Regions from separate parts of the Homo sapiens genome. Here region 1 is linked to region 2. A link is a contact called in ENCODE POLR2A ChIA-PET data. All regions are on one chromosome and are shown on one strand. The core of a region is the stretch at or near the end of the contact, and the rest is flanking DNA. Distances in the headings are between cores, read along the strand shown. Region 1 overlaps SPRED2 (sprouty related EVH1 domain containing 2). Region 2 holds the start of AFTPH-DT (AFTPH divergent transcript).

Region 1 (6,333 bases), core at 3,267-5,766, 890 kb before region 2:
TGGAAAGCTTGTGAGAGCAATGTGGCTAACACAGCATTGTGTTCACCTGGACCTGTATTGTAGCCTTGCTGTTTTGTGGGGAGGATCCTGTAGCCGTGCTTCTCAAACCTGAGCTTACATAGGGATTCCCTGGGGAAATCTGGTAAAATGAGGATTCTGATCCTGAGATTCTGCATTCTTAACAAACTCCCCAGGAATTATGCCACTGAGGGTTCATGGGCTTATCCATGGCTGTGATGGTTTTATCTTCATTGTCCAGACCCTAATAAAAAGATGACTTCACATCTTTGGCATTTTGAATGTTTGCTGAAGAGGCTCATTTGATAAGAAGGTGGTGATCATACACTGAGAGGTATCATCAGGTGCCTGTCCCTCCCCATTCTTAGCAGGACTTCCAGCTTTGAGGTACAGCTTGATTTTAAATGGAAATGTACTAGAAGAATTTTTTCTTTTTTTATGGCTGAAAGAAAGTTCTCGGTGAATGCTAGGAGGCCCATGAGATCCATCACTTAAAAAGAAATGTGAAGTCCCAAACTGTATGTGTAATGTCTGACTGTCAGACAAATCAGTCATGTATGCACGGAAAGGCTGCCGCCCTGGGAAGCTTGGGCGCTCAGCCCTAGAAGAAATCACAGGAAGTAATTAAACAGAGAAGGTCAGAGAAAGAGGAAGTGGTTGTGTTGTTTCTGATGCAAAGAGCATTGTTGTTACTGGGAATCAAGATGATGATGTTTAAATCTCTTGGAATGTGACTGCTTGGGGATTTGATTGTATTGTGGTCCTTTTAGTTTATTCTTTTAGACAGCAATGTAGTTAGGAAATGAATTGCTTTTAGGTCTTATCAGGAATCCCCACGTGCCTAAGCAGAAGTCTTAAGCGGGAGTTGGTTGTAGCTTGGCAAATTGCACTTAAATGAAATGAATGTCAAGACTATTAGAGGTTAATTTTAGGTGTCTGGAGTTCTCCCTAATTCTCCTGATTAAACACTTTAACATAATAGTTTCCTTAATTGGAATAATGATGGAATATTAGCATGCATATTAAACCATTTACCCAAATTTGAATAGGGTTAAAATGCAAATTATCCATCACTTGTCAGTGCTTACTCTTTACAGATAATTCTGGTGAGAAATCGGGAAGAGACTGGAATATGAATTGGAATAGGGCTTTCTACTTGAGGCAGCTTTGCTGGGAAAGTCAAGAATAAACTAGAGGACTGAAACAAGTGAGAGGCCCCTTTGTTTCCCCCCAAAAGGGGTACTAAAAATACGAAGGCCTGTGCTGTCAATAACTCCAACACGGAGGTGGGTACAATGGGAAATCTGAAATAAACTATAGACCCTCCAGTTGTATCTTCATTAGGTTGTCATATTTTTCCTTTTTTTTTTTTTTTTTTTTTTTTGAGACAGAGTCTTGCTCTGTTGCCCAGGCTGGAATGCAGTGGTGCAGTCTTGGCTCACTGCAACTGCCGCCTCCTGGGTTCAAGCGATCCTCCCACCTCTGCCTCCCAAGTAGCTGGGTCTACAGGCAAGCGCCACCACGCCCAGCTAATTTTTGTATTTTTAGTAGAGGAGGGGTTTCACCATGTTGTCCTGGCTGGTCTCGAACTCCTGACCTCAAGTGATCTGCCCACCTCAGCCTCCCAAAGTGCTGGGATTACAGGTGTGAGCCACCGCGCCTGGCCTGGCTGTCACATTTTTCTTTCAGAAGAAGGTGAATAAAACTTAAGGTCTCTCCCCAGCATTTAGATATCTCATCTGCAAGTCTTGAACTGATGCTACTAGCCAGTGGTTCCCAAACTAGTGTCTGGGAAACCATATGCACTCCATGCATTGTTTGTGAACCAAATACGTAATGTCTCCCAAGCATATGTATTACTGTCTTTCAGAGTATGTAGCTACATTTGTAGAATAATAAAATACAACCTTATTACAATACTACTGAATTCACAGTGGATGTTTGGCATATATTTTTCTTGGCTCACAGTTAATAAACACACACACACACACACACACACACACACACACACACACAACTATAATCCCTGTGAAGGGAAGTGCTCCCTGAATTTTTTCCCTTTGAGTCCTTGTGCTTGGAAAGTTGGGAATTATTGTTATGAACCGCATTCTGGATATAAGAACGTAAGTGTGGGCACTCTTTGGGGGTGAGGGATGAATACACAGAGGGTGCCTTGGTACTCTGGAGTGGATTTAGTGGAAGGTCTGAAGGAAAGCAAAGGACATGTTTAGTTGGAGTTGGATGGGGGGAGTTACAAGTGAGTCTAACCTACAGACTATGTATAAAGTTTGGGTCGTCTGATTAAAGGAGGAAGAGTTAGGGGAGTGAATCTTCTGTCTGCCAGCTCTGTCCCCTTTCTACTCTTGGAGTTAGCACCTTGTCTGTGTGGTACACAAGTGGAAAAGAGGATACACTCAACACTAAAAGTTCTTGAATGTGGATACCAAGTCTAAAGCAGATAGGTACCTGCTTGCCAAGTGTGGTAAGTTCTGGGATGGGAGTCAGAAAACTTAGGTCTGCCACTGACCTGCTGTGTGGCCTTGAGCAAGATTGTCAGCATCCCTAGACTCAGTTTTCTCATCTCTAGAATAAAGGGATTGAATAATAAAGTAATATTTAAGGATTCTTTTCATTCTAAATATTGCAAGCAGAATTTATATTTTTTAAAAAAAGACTTTTATTCTTACTTATAAGCATAATATTCTTGTTTTAAATAAAAAAAAATGATAAGAAATTAAAGGCCAGGTGCGGTGGCTCATACCTGTAATCCCAGCACTTTGGGAGGCTGAGGTGGGCAGATCACTTCAGGTCAGGAGTTTGAGACCAGCCTGGCCAATATGGTGAAATCCCATCTCTACTAAAAATACAAAAACTTAGCTGGGCGTGGTGGCGTGCATGTGTAGTCCCAGCTACTTGGGAGGCTGAGACATGAGAATGACTTAAACCCAGGAGACGGAGGTTGCAGTGAGCCAAGGTCGTGCCAGTATGCTCCAGCCCGGGCAACAAAGTGAGACCCTGTCAAAAAAAAAGAAAAAAGAAAGAAAGAAAAAGGAAAGAAAGAAAGAAATATTTATCACTGCACCAGCCAGGGGAGAGTTCACTTCCGACAAGGTGAGTCTTGAGTCTTTGAGGACTCAGAAAAGGATGATGGTAGTATTTAGGGGAGGAGACAGGTCAGCAAGGTGGAGAGGAGACATCTCATGTCCAAAGGTTTCTTCCACAGATAGGGACACTCCATGTCTGAGTTTATGCTGGGGGAGCTCAGAGAAAGCCAGTCAAGTCAGGTGAGGCTAAATTTGGGAGGATATTGAGTACCAGCCAGGCTGACAAAGCACGTATTTGGACTTTTGTTCTTTGAGTAGAACAGAGCTGGTTGAGGCTTTGAAACAAAGAGACGATGAAGTGATATGTTGGTAGAATCAAACAGATTAGTTAGAGAGTGCAGGCTAGGCTGGAGTCAGGGAGACCACTAATAATTCTGTCTGACAGATCTCAGCTGGATTTTTCTCTCTGACTTTAGTTAAATGCAGTGAGCCTGGATATAGAAACATATATTGTGAAGAGATAGTTGTTGGGGAAGATGGTCAAGGGGGCTGTGAAATTCAGAACAAAATTAGCCAACTTATTTTGTAAATCAGACATACAGCCTAGAATTAACCCAAGTGAAGTTTTGTTTTTGTTTGGTTTCAGTATTGTTACTTCTCACAGCACTCGTCAGTGAAGTGGTGAATGCTTTGCCCTTTCTCGCTGAAGTAAAATGGTTTCCATCTGACCATAACCTTTTAGAACTAGAGAGGATCTTAGGAAAATACGAGCTCAGCTCCCTCTTTTTTACACATAATTTGCAATCTGGAGAGGCTGAGTGACTAACTCAGGGTCACAAAGCTAGTTAGTTTGGGCTAGATCAGTGAGATATCATCTGGTTCCAGGCCTGTTTTGGGTACTGTGTTAAACATTCATGACAACTGCTTTGAGTTACTGAACCCTCAGGAGATAGGAAAAAGATGGTGGAAATTAATTGAGATAAAGGTGGCCCAGGTAGATGTTGAACCACCAGCATTGAACAGATGGCTAGCCTTGGTCACACCCTGCATGAGGTGGAGGTAGATGAGCTTCCCAGATGCTCTTCTTGTGTAGCTCTCCTGAACATGGTAGGTAGGGGTCTTAAGCTTTGGTTTCCGCATGTCTGTGTTCCAGGTACAGGAGCACTGGGAGTGGAGGCAGGGAAGGGCCTTCAGCTCACTATCCTGGGAGAGAGAAGGTGGGTCCTTAGATGATCAGCTGAAATACATGTGAAGTTCCAAGGTTTTTGCACCTGGGCACCAGAAAAATGTTTATGAAACATTACCTATGCTTGTTCTTCCCCCGCTGCTCCAGTGCCTTCTGTTCTCCCCATGTGTTTGCTTTTGATGTTAACTGCCAAGGTGGTGTGGTCATAGACAGCAGGAAGTAATATCTGATATGCAGGTCTCCTGGGGTGGGGGGAGGTGGGTGCCAGGATGGGAAGGGTGGCGGTTTTGGCACATTGTTGTGAGAACTCTGTGCACTTAGAAGCCAACAGGTGCTGTTATAGCAAAGAGAGAGAAGAAGGAGGAGTTGACCGTCTGGTCATACATATAACCAGCATTTTTTATGGTAGCTTTTTACTCTTAAGTTTTTCTAAGGCCACTGCACCATAGGTTAACTCCGAATAAAGTGGGGCTTGTCCTCTGTACTGAATCACACAGCTAGTAAGTATCATGGCCAAGGGCATCTACAAACCTAGGCTTGAGACAGAATGAAAATAGTCCCCAAACCAAGACACAGTATCCGGAGAGCCCAAGGTCCCACAGACGCCTAGGAGGTCCCACCCAGCTTTGCCATGGTAAGGCTTGATCCATTTCCCCATCCTACTTTGAAACTAGATTTTACCATCAGGACTCCCGTTGGGATAACAAAATTCATACTGCTTGTGTAGGACAGGAAACTTGTATTTTTTAAAAAATTTCCTTCTCTTGGGCTTCCAGCGACCCCCCTCCCCTCTGCTTTTCTTGTTAATCCCCATCAGCTGGGCATTCTTCTTAGCATAAAGGATCCCTTGTGAGGCTAAACTGTGAGGGTAGTTTGGTTATAATGGCTTACCTGTAGACCCACTCTTCCACACTCTCTTGTTCAGGATGGAGCAGTACAACAGTGACCAGGAGAACTAGATGTGTGTGGTTCATTTCCCATCCCGTCCCTGGGCAGTGTGTTGGTTGGCATGCAGCCTGAAATATACACCCCCCCAACTGTCTCAACAAGGACAATTTAGCAACAAAACCAGAGGCCCCAAGGAAGAGCATATCTGAGGTTGCTTGGGGATGTCACCAAGGAGAAACAACACTCTTCATCTCTCCCATCTTAACCTTTCTCATCCGTAGACCGATTGAATCTGAATGTCACCCCCATCCTCCCATCCTCCCGAGTTGGTATTTTAATAATCCAAGAGATTCTAACATGCTTTAGCTAATCCGGGATTTAGAAGGGGCAACACCCAAATCAAACCTAGAAGGTTGCAACCAACCTGGGCAGTATTGACCAGGGAGCATTTAGTCTTTTTAAAGATCCTCCTCTCTCTCTTCTGCCTATTAATTCATTCCGATTAATCTGTCATACTGGGTGGTATTTAAAAGGTGACACACATTCGTATTAGTGAGCTGAGGAGAGGAATGTTGCTCCTTTTCTTTCGCCCTTTGTTCTTTCTCATTTCAAATTAGATGACCAATAACCTCCCAGGGAGGCATATACCAAATGGATGTTACATGTGAAGCAAATTGTAAGAGCCAATAAAAAATAAATTCTAATTGTTGATCCAAAGAGTCGCTTTGAATAAAAAAAATTAAAAAATAAAAAAAAAATCACCTACAGCAGTCCAAAATTATAACTGGTTTTTATTTTTATTTTAAAAGGTTCGGCTGAAACTTTAAAAGGTCTATTAATGTTTTCAGAAATTTTCCTTGGTGATGTAACACAGATGTCTTTAGGATATGAATTTAGCTATTTTAATGGTTAAAGCAGTAAATATAGAGGTGTTTTAAAATGTTGCCCCTTTTTGGTGGAGTGGGGGCCAGTTACTTTGCAGGGAACAGGAATAATTCCTTATATTTGAATTTTTTTTTTTTTAACAAAACTTTGTTAACATAGGATTGGTATTTGCTTGAATTTAAAGGAAAGCAGAGCTATAAAATCATATGCTTTTACCTAGAAATGAAAATACATTGACTTAAAACAGATGTCTCTAACAAAGACTGATGCCAGGTTTTAAGATTGTATCTTGTCACCCACAAGTGTGGCACT
Region 2 (6,415 bases), core at 413-2,912:
CTCTGCGAAGTGTTAAAAATGACTACTAAAAAAGCCAACATTTAAACTGGTAAAGCATATAAAATGTACGTGACTGTGTTAATTATATTAACATAATAATGTTGAAACATTTGTTGTCCCTAGAGTTTAGCATATATTTTAATGTCTAAGAGGTTAACTGAAAGCAACAATTAAGTGTAGCATCAAAGATAAACTCTGTGTCTCCCCTCCACCAAATAAAATCCTCGGAATAGGAGGTGGAAGGAAGACTTACACTGTAGGAAAAGTTGAAAACCAAAGTTCTACTTTACTTCTCCTAAAGTGAGAACTTTGAAACGGAACCATTACTTTTGTTTCATCCCCCCGCCCAGTAAAAAATTTACATGTATGAGTCAGTTCTTCCCTCGGCCCCAACAGAAAAGATTCAGTATAACCAAGCTATAACTTGCACAAAGCAACAAGGAAAAAAAAACCTTGCTATCCCCATTACTTTCCTAATAGAGCAAGGACCCTACCACCCCTCACTCCATACTCTGCCTCTGCCCCAAGCAAGACGCAGCACCTGCCAAACCAGGCACTTAAGGAATATGGTCCAACTTTTCAAACGCAAACTGGAGAGGAGACGCAGATAATTTCTTGAAGAGTGCAAGAAGACAGCAGAAAAGGTACTCTGAGGAAGGGATGCGTGAGCTTTGGGGCTGTCCCCTCTGCCTGTTGGAGGATTCCAAATTCGCTTGCTTCAGAGACCCTTGGAAGCAGCACACTCAGGTCGCGGCCAGCCTCGGGCCTCGGTGAAGGAGGCAGTGTTTACACCTGTCACGAGGGAGGGGGAAGGAGAGCGAAGAAGCCCAAGCAAAGCCCCAAACTTCTGAACAGCTCCCTGGAGAACGCAGCCAGCGCGGAGCTTTGGGAGGTGGAAGCAAAGGGGCAGGGAGAGCCGGCGGTGGCCGGGGAGGGAAGGACTCCCACTTACCCGGCCGGTGCCCGGGATGGCGAGGAGGGGGCCGTGCGCTTCGGGCGCCACCAGCGGCGTTCCCGCACTCGCCGCAGAAGAGAGCAGAGCCGGGAGCCCGCAGGCCCGCAGAGCCAGCTCCGTCCTCACAGCTCCCGGCTCCGCGGCGGGCAGATGCTCCCGGCCCGGGTGAGGGTCTGGCTGCTGGGCCGGGCCTGGTCCCCGCACCCTCTTTCCCCGGCGCAGCTAGGGGAGCGGAGCGGCGGCGCTTACCTGGCTCCTTCGGGGCGGCTGCGATGGGCATGGCTCAGGGGCCCGGGGAGGAACTGACTCCCCGGGGAAGGACCGTCTATTCCGACGCGGAACTGGTGAGAGCGGAAGGCCGGCTGCTCACAGCCCTGTCAGCGCAGCAGCACCATGGACGCCCACCCGGAGTTTCACCGCTGCCGCGGGACCCCCATCCCACTACCCTCCGCCCTCTTCCGCCGCCGCCGCCGCCTCCTCCACCTCCTCCGCGGAGACCCCCCGCCCACTCCACACACTCTCCCATCATGCAGCGGGGGAACCGCTGCCGCCGACACGTCACTTCCGGGCGCAGGTGGCTAGGTCGGGACCGGGCGCTGGTGGGTGCTGTGGGGTGGGGGAGGACACTCCAGGGGAATTGGTGTCACAGAACGCTTATCCCTGCGCAGGCGCTGTCGTGCAGAGCGCCGACCGCCATTTTGGGTGCGGGCAAGCTGCCCTTTCCTTTTACTTCCTTGCGAGTCATAGAGCTGTAGGGGGATAGACGTCTTCCCGCACTCAGGCGCCGGTTGAGGCTGCGCTCCTGGCGAAGGACAGGTGCTCCTTTCAGCCGGTTAACGTTCAGCTCAAGACCGGATTAAGTCTCTTGCTCTCCAAATAAAATTGTAAAGGTTTGGAAATATAGAACCACATTTTTACCAAAAACCTACTAGAGAGCATTCGTCAGCTTGCCCTTTTCGCCCCGAAAAACGACTTTTTCATTCACAGCCTGTCTCTTCCTCTTTTTAAATTTATGCCGACAGAGGAAGAAGCTGATATTTAACAAATAACAAGAGGTTGCGATAAATAGAATTTAAGGTGGGAAAGCAGCCGCCAAACTGACAAATCGTCTTCGAGACCGACAAGAAAATAGTAGTCCGGAATTTGGCTAATGGATGGAGAAGGTGGTCGTTTTTCATAGACCCTTACGGAGAATATCTAGTGAAGCTAAAGAGATCACCATAAACTTATGCATTCAAACGCATTTCTGGAACAGAGGTCGTAACCGATTTTGTTTCCATCATCAGTCCTGAACAGTTGATTATTTATATAATCAACTGTTATTTATATAAAGGTAATAAAAATATTACCTTTCCTCCTCCTTTACAATGAATATCTGTTAGAACACCTGCCAGTGTAACAATCAGACTACAAGGCTACAGGATTATGATTACTGTCTCGGATGATGAGCCCGGGGTCCTACAAATCATGACCCCCGCCGGCCCCTCATTCTGCCCATATTTGCCAAACGTCTGCATCAGTAATTTGAATAATTTAAAATAGTTCCAAAACAGCAAAGCTCAGCAGTTACGCAAAGAAACAAGAATGGAAAACATCCCCTCAGGCACAGAGAAGTGTCCACCCCTTTGGGTGGAGGAATTATACAAATCAGGAGAAAGATAAGGACAATAGCAGTTCATCACGATTTATCCCGCCTCTGCAATGTTCTAGACAAATTAACTCGGAGCGCTCCAATGGACCCGCATTTGTCTCTTTACTATTCAATCGCTGTAAGATATACGGAGACTGCATCACTTTAAATGGGAGTATCAATTGCTTTGTGGTTATGCTGGATTTTGTGTTATTGCTCAGTCACTAAAGTAAGAAAAATCTATATGGCTTGTCAAATTTATGCCTATTGTATTTCGCCCCCTGCTGGTTTAGCTCGTGTGCAAGCTTGAATTTGTGTGTGTGTAGAAACTAGAAATTGATTTTAAACGAACACATGCTTGTTTTCATTTTACAGCTCTACTAAACAGAAATATCAAAATAAGAACATATGACTAGACCTTAAAGCAGACCCTACACTAAGAACATGTTTAAACTAAATGAATTTAAACTGCACTCCAGCCTGCGCGACAGAGTGAAACCCTGTCTAAAAAAAAATTAAATTAAATTGCACACCCCCCATCAGCTTACAATTTTGTAATAGGGAAATTGAGTACCTATTTGGCCAACTAACTTGTAATTGGTAATCTTACATGTAATTCCGAAGACAGTGCCCTAATGCTCATGACATTTTATTACAAAGGGAAAGTATTTGAGTGTTTTTAAGGTGATAAATCTGTGGGAAATATAAAGTCCATTTCATTTGGAGTCAATGATAGTATTGTTTTTATTTACCTTTTAAAAATTATGGCCATAACTGCATTACCTAAGATTTGGCATCAAGAAAAGAAGAAGAAAAAAATTACCAGTTAACATTTGTTGTATTTACTTCTAGTTTTTTTTTCCTGTGCGTACTTTTTACAAACTTGTAATCATAATTTAAGTAGATTTTGTGTCCCTTTTGTGTTGTAAGCATTTCCACCCATCGTTTAATGTAAAACCTTAATTTTAATTGGCTGCTTAGTAGTCAATGGAATGACCACTATATGGATAGTTTTCAGTATTATAAAATAATACTTAGATGAACATTTTGTGTGTGTGGCTTTGTTCAATTTTAGAATTTTTTTTCTCAGTATAAAAGTTACTAAGCGAAAAGGCAATGAATGTTTTATTGGTAATTTATCATCTCATATTATTTTCCAAGAGACTGCTAATTTAGAATGCCACCAGCAATATATGAGTGCACTAATTTTACCACCTCCTTACCAACCAGCAGTGAATGATAATTAAGAGGGGAAAAAAAGATGGAAAGAATAAAAAGTGAAAACAGTTTAATTCATTTTATATTGTGTAAGAAATTAACAGACAAGCAAGAACAAAACCTCAGCAATGTGTTGGTGTTCTGGAAAAGCAATATGCGTAGAACCTGGGTCTATGACCAGTTCTGTTGTCACTATGATTTTGTATAAGTTACTCAACCTCTCTTGACCTCAGTCTCCTTATATAACAAATGAGAGAATACAGTCAGATCACAGGTTCTCAACCCTCTTAGGACAAATAATGTTTTGGCACATGTATCTCTTTAAGAATACGGTAAAAGCTTTGGCTCTTTCTATAGAAAAATGCTTGTATCCACAGACACTCAAATTTCTCATCCTAAAGCTCATTCACAGAAGAGGGTCTTTGAACCACAGCTTAAGAAATATGCACCAGATAATCGCCAAGGTCCTTTCTGTATCTAAACATTTACTTAAAATTTTATTTATTTATTTATTTATTTATATTTTTATTTTTTTGAGACAGGTTCTCCCTCCATTGCGCAGGCTGGAGTGCAGTGGTGCCATCACGGCTCACTGCAGACTCAACCTCCTGGGCTCAAGGGATCCTCCTACCTCAGCCTCCGAAGTAGCTGGGACTGCAGGTGCATGTCATCACGCTCAGCTAATTTTTTTATTTTTTGTAGAGATGGGGTCTCACTATGTTGCCCAGGTTGGTCTCAAACTCTTGGGCTCAAGCAATTCACCCACCCTGGCTTCCCAAAACGCTGGGATTACAGGTATTATGTCACCACTACCTCTTGAAATATGTCCTTCATACAGTTCTATAAAAATAGGTTATTAGGCTGGGCATGATGGGTGACGCCTGTAATCCCAGCACTTTGGGAGGCCGAGGTGGGCAGATCACTTGAGCCCAGGAGTTCAAGACCAGCCTGGGTAACATGGTGAAACTCCATCTTTACAAAAAATTAGCCAGGTGAGGTGGCATGCTCCTGTAGTCCCAGCTACTCGGGAGGCTGAGGTAGGAGGATCACCTGAGCCCATGAGGTCAAGAATGCAGTGAGTTGTGATTGCGCCACTGCACTCCACCCTGGCTGACAGAGCAAGACCCCTTCTCAATAATAATAATAATAATAATAATAATGAGCGACTTTCCCAAAGTGTGATGAGCAACAGAGATTTTGTTTCTTAATCATTCCCACTGATCTTTCTTGGATTTGCTTATCAAATTTATTGCATAAATAATAAAAATTACAATTTGGTGTTATAGTACTTCCTGGAGTACTGGATATCTAGAACTTTATGGACATATTCAATGTATCAGGGAAAATATTGAATATTTCAATATTTAATATGTCTTAACCTGTTAAGACAGTATTAATTTTATCCATAAAATTGGAGAGGTAGGGAAGAAACTGCTGTTTGACTACATTATTTCTAAAGGTGCTGAAACTTTTTCAGCAAATTTTTTAAAGGCTCAAATTCTGTATATAAAGTTCTAACAAATTTTATAGAACTTTCCAACGAAAAACTTTTGAAGGATGGGCTTCTGGTAGTGGTAATTGACCTGAATACGTAACATTTAAATCAAAGACCTCAAACTAATTTCCTAGATTTATCTAGACATATTCTTTTGCTACATGAGGACCAGCGTTCCACCCCCTTTGGAGGATTTGACAACAAGGTGCCATCTTGGAAGCAGAGAACAGCACGCACCAAACAACCAAATCTCTTGGCACCTTGATCTTGCACTTCACAGCCCCAAGGACTGAACCTGTACCCACTCATGGGCTTACCACATATGGAGCAATATAGATGGAGTGTTCTCCTGAAGGGAGCTGCAGCCCAACCTTCTTCTTTATTCTAGTCTTCAAGCCTCTCTTTTGGCTCTGAGCAAAGCTTTGAAGGGCTCATTATGTGCTATAATGGTTCCACTATCAACCTGCTATGTTGTGAAATTCAGCCTGATCACCTGGAGAAAACATGACCTTTCTGAGCAACTTGTCTCTCAGGAGAAAAGTCTCCTTTATTTTGAAGGAGATTGGCCTCAGGGCACTGTGGAAGTGATAACTCTATTTCTACTTTTGTCCCTTATTTCAAGGTGAAGAGAAGTGGAAACCTTGCAGTGAGTCATGACAAAAATATATAAAGTAAAACATTAAAATTAATTTCACCTGTTTCTTTTTACTTTTTAAAACTAGCTACTAGAAAATTTTAAATCACAATGTGGCTCACATTATATTTCTATTGTACAATGCTGAACCTTTGTTTAAAACCTACATCTGTCTTTAAATTTGTGTAGTCATAGGATCCAGGGAAATACAATAGAAATAGTTTTCATGCAATTTTAACAGTTGCATGAAGGCAGAGACTTCTGTCTGCTTTATTCATTTCTATATTCCCAACTTCAAGAAAGTGGCCTGGTACATGGTTGATGGCGATACATATTTATTCAGTAAATGACATTCCATTGAATGAGTGGCGTGGGTAGTTCTAGAAAAAAAAATTTAATGTATTTCTGTTTTTTTTGTTTGTTTGTTTGTTTGTTTGTTTGTTTTTTGAGATGGAGTCTCTCTCTTGTTGCCCAGGCTGGAGT

What was found. ChIA-PET counts read pairs that join two places held with the same protein, here RNA polymerase II (POLR2A).
Region 1: POLR2A ChIA-PET joins it to region 2 with 13 read pairs in HEK293. The contact joins the enhancer-like site here to the promoter of AFTPH-DT in region 2. POLR2A ChIA-PET finds 5 or more read pairs at or near these places in 2 of 52 experiments (H1 and HEK293).

The regions. Positions count from the first base shown.
Region 1 is chr2:65,415,279-65,421,611 of GRCh38, reverse strand. The region is part of intron 1 of SPRED2 (sprouty related EVH1 domain containing 2); the gene reads left to right. Among named protein-coding and RNA genes, the nearest start is that of SPRED2, 14 kb to the left of the region's middle. RefSeq lists enhancers at 230-729, 730-1,231. Within about 2 kb of position 4,516, at least 6 of the 41 ENCODE cell types and tissues checked have a DNase peak (open chromatin) inside an H3K27ac peak, as active enhancers do.
Region 2 is chr2:64,519,402-64,525,816 of GRCh38, reverse strand. AFTPH-DT (AFTPH divergent transcript) reads left to right here and starts at 1,662. Exons shown (of 1, transcript NR_136167.1): 1 at 1,662-3,628. It overlaps AFTPH (aftiphilin), which reads right to left and starts at 1,489. Exons shown (of 10, transcript NM_203437.4): 1 at 1,205-1,489. MIR4434 (microRNA 4434) reads right to left here and starts at 304; the gene lies at 252-304. RefSeq lists enhancers at 610-1,110, 1,111-1,611, 1,713-1,932 and silencers at 983-1,232, 1,243-1,322, 1,353-1,512.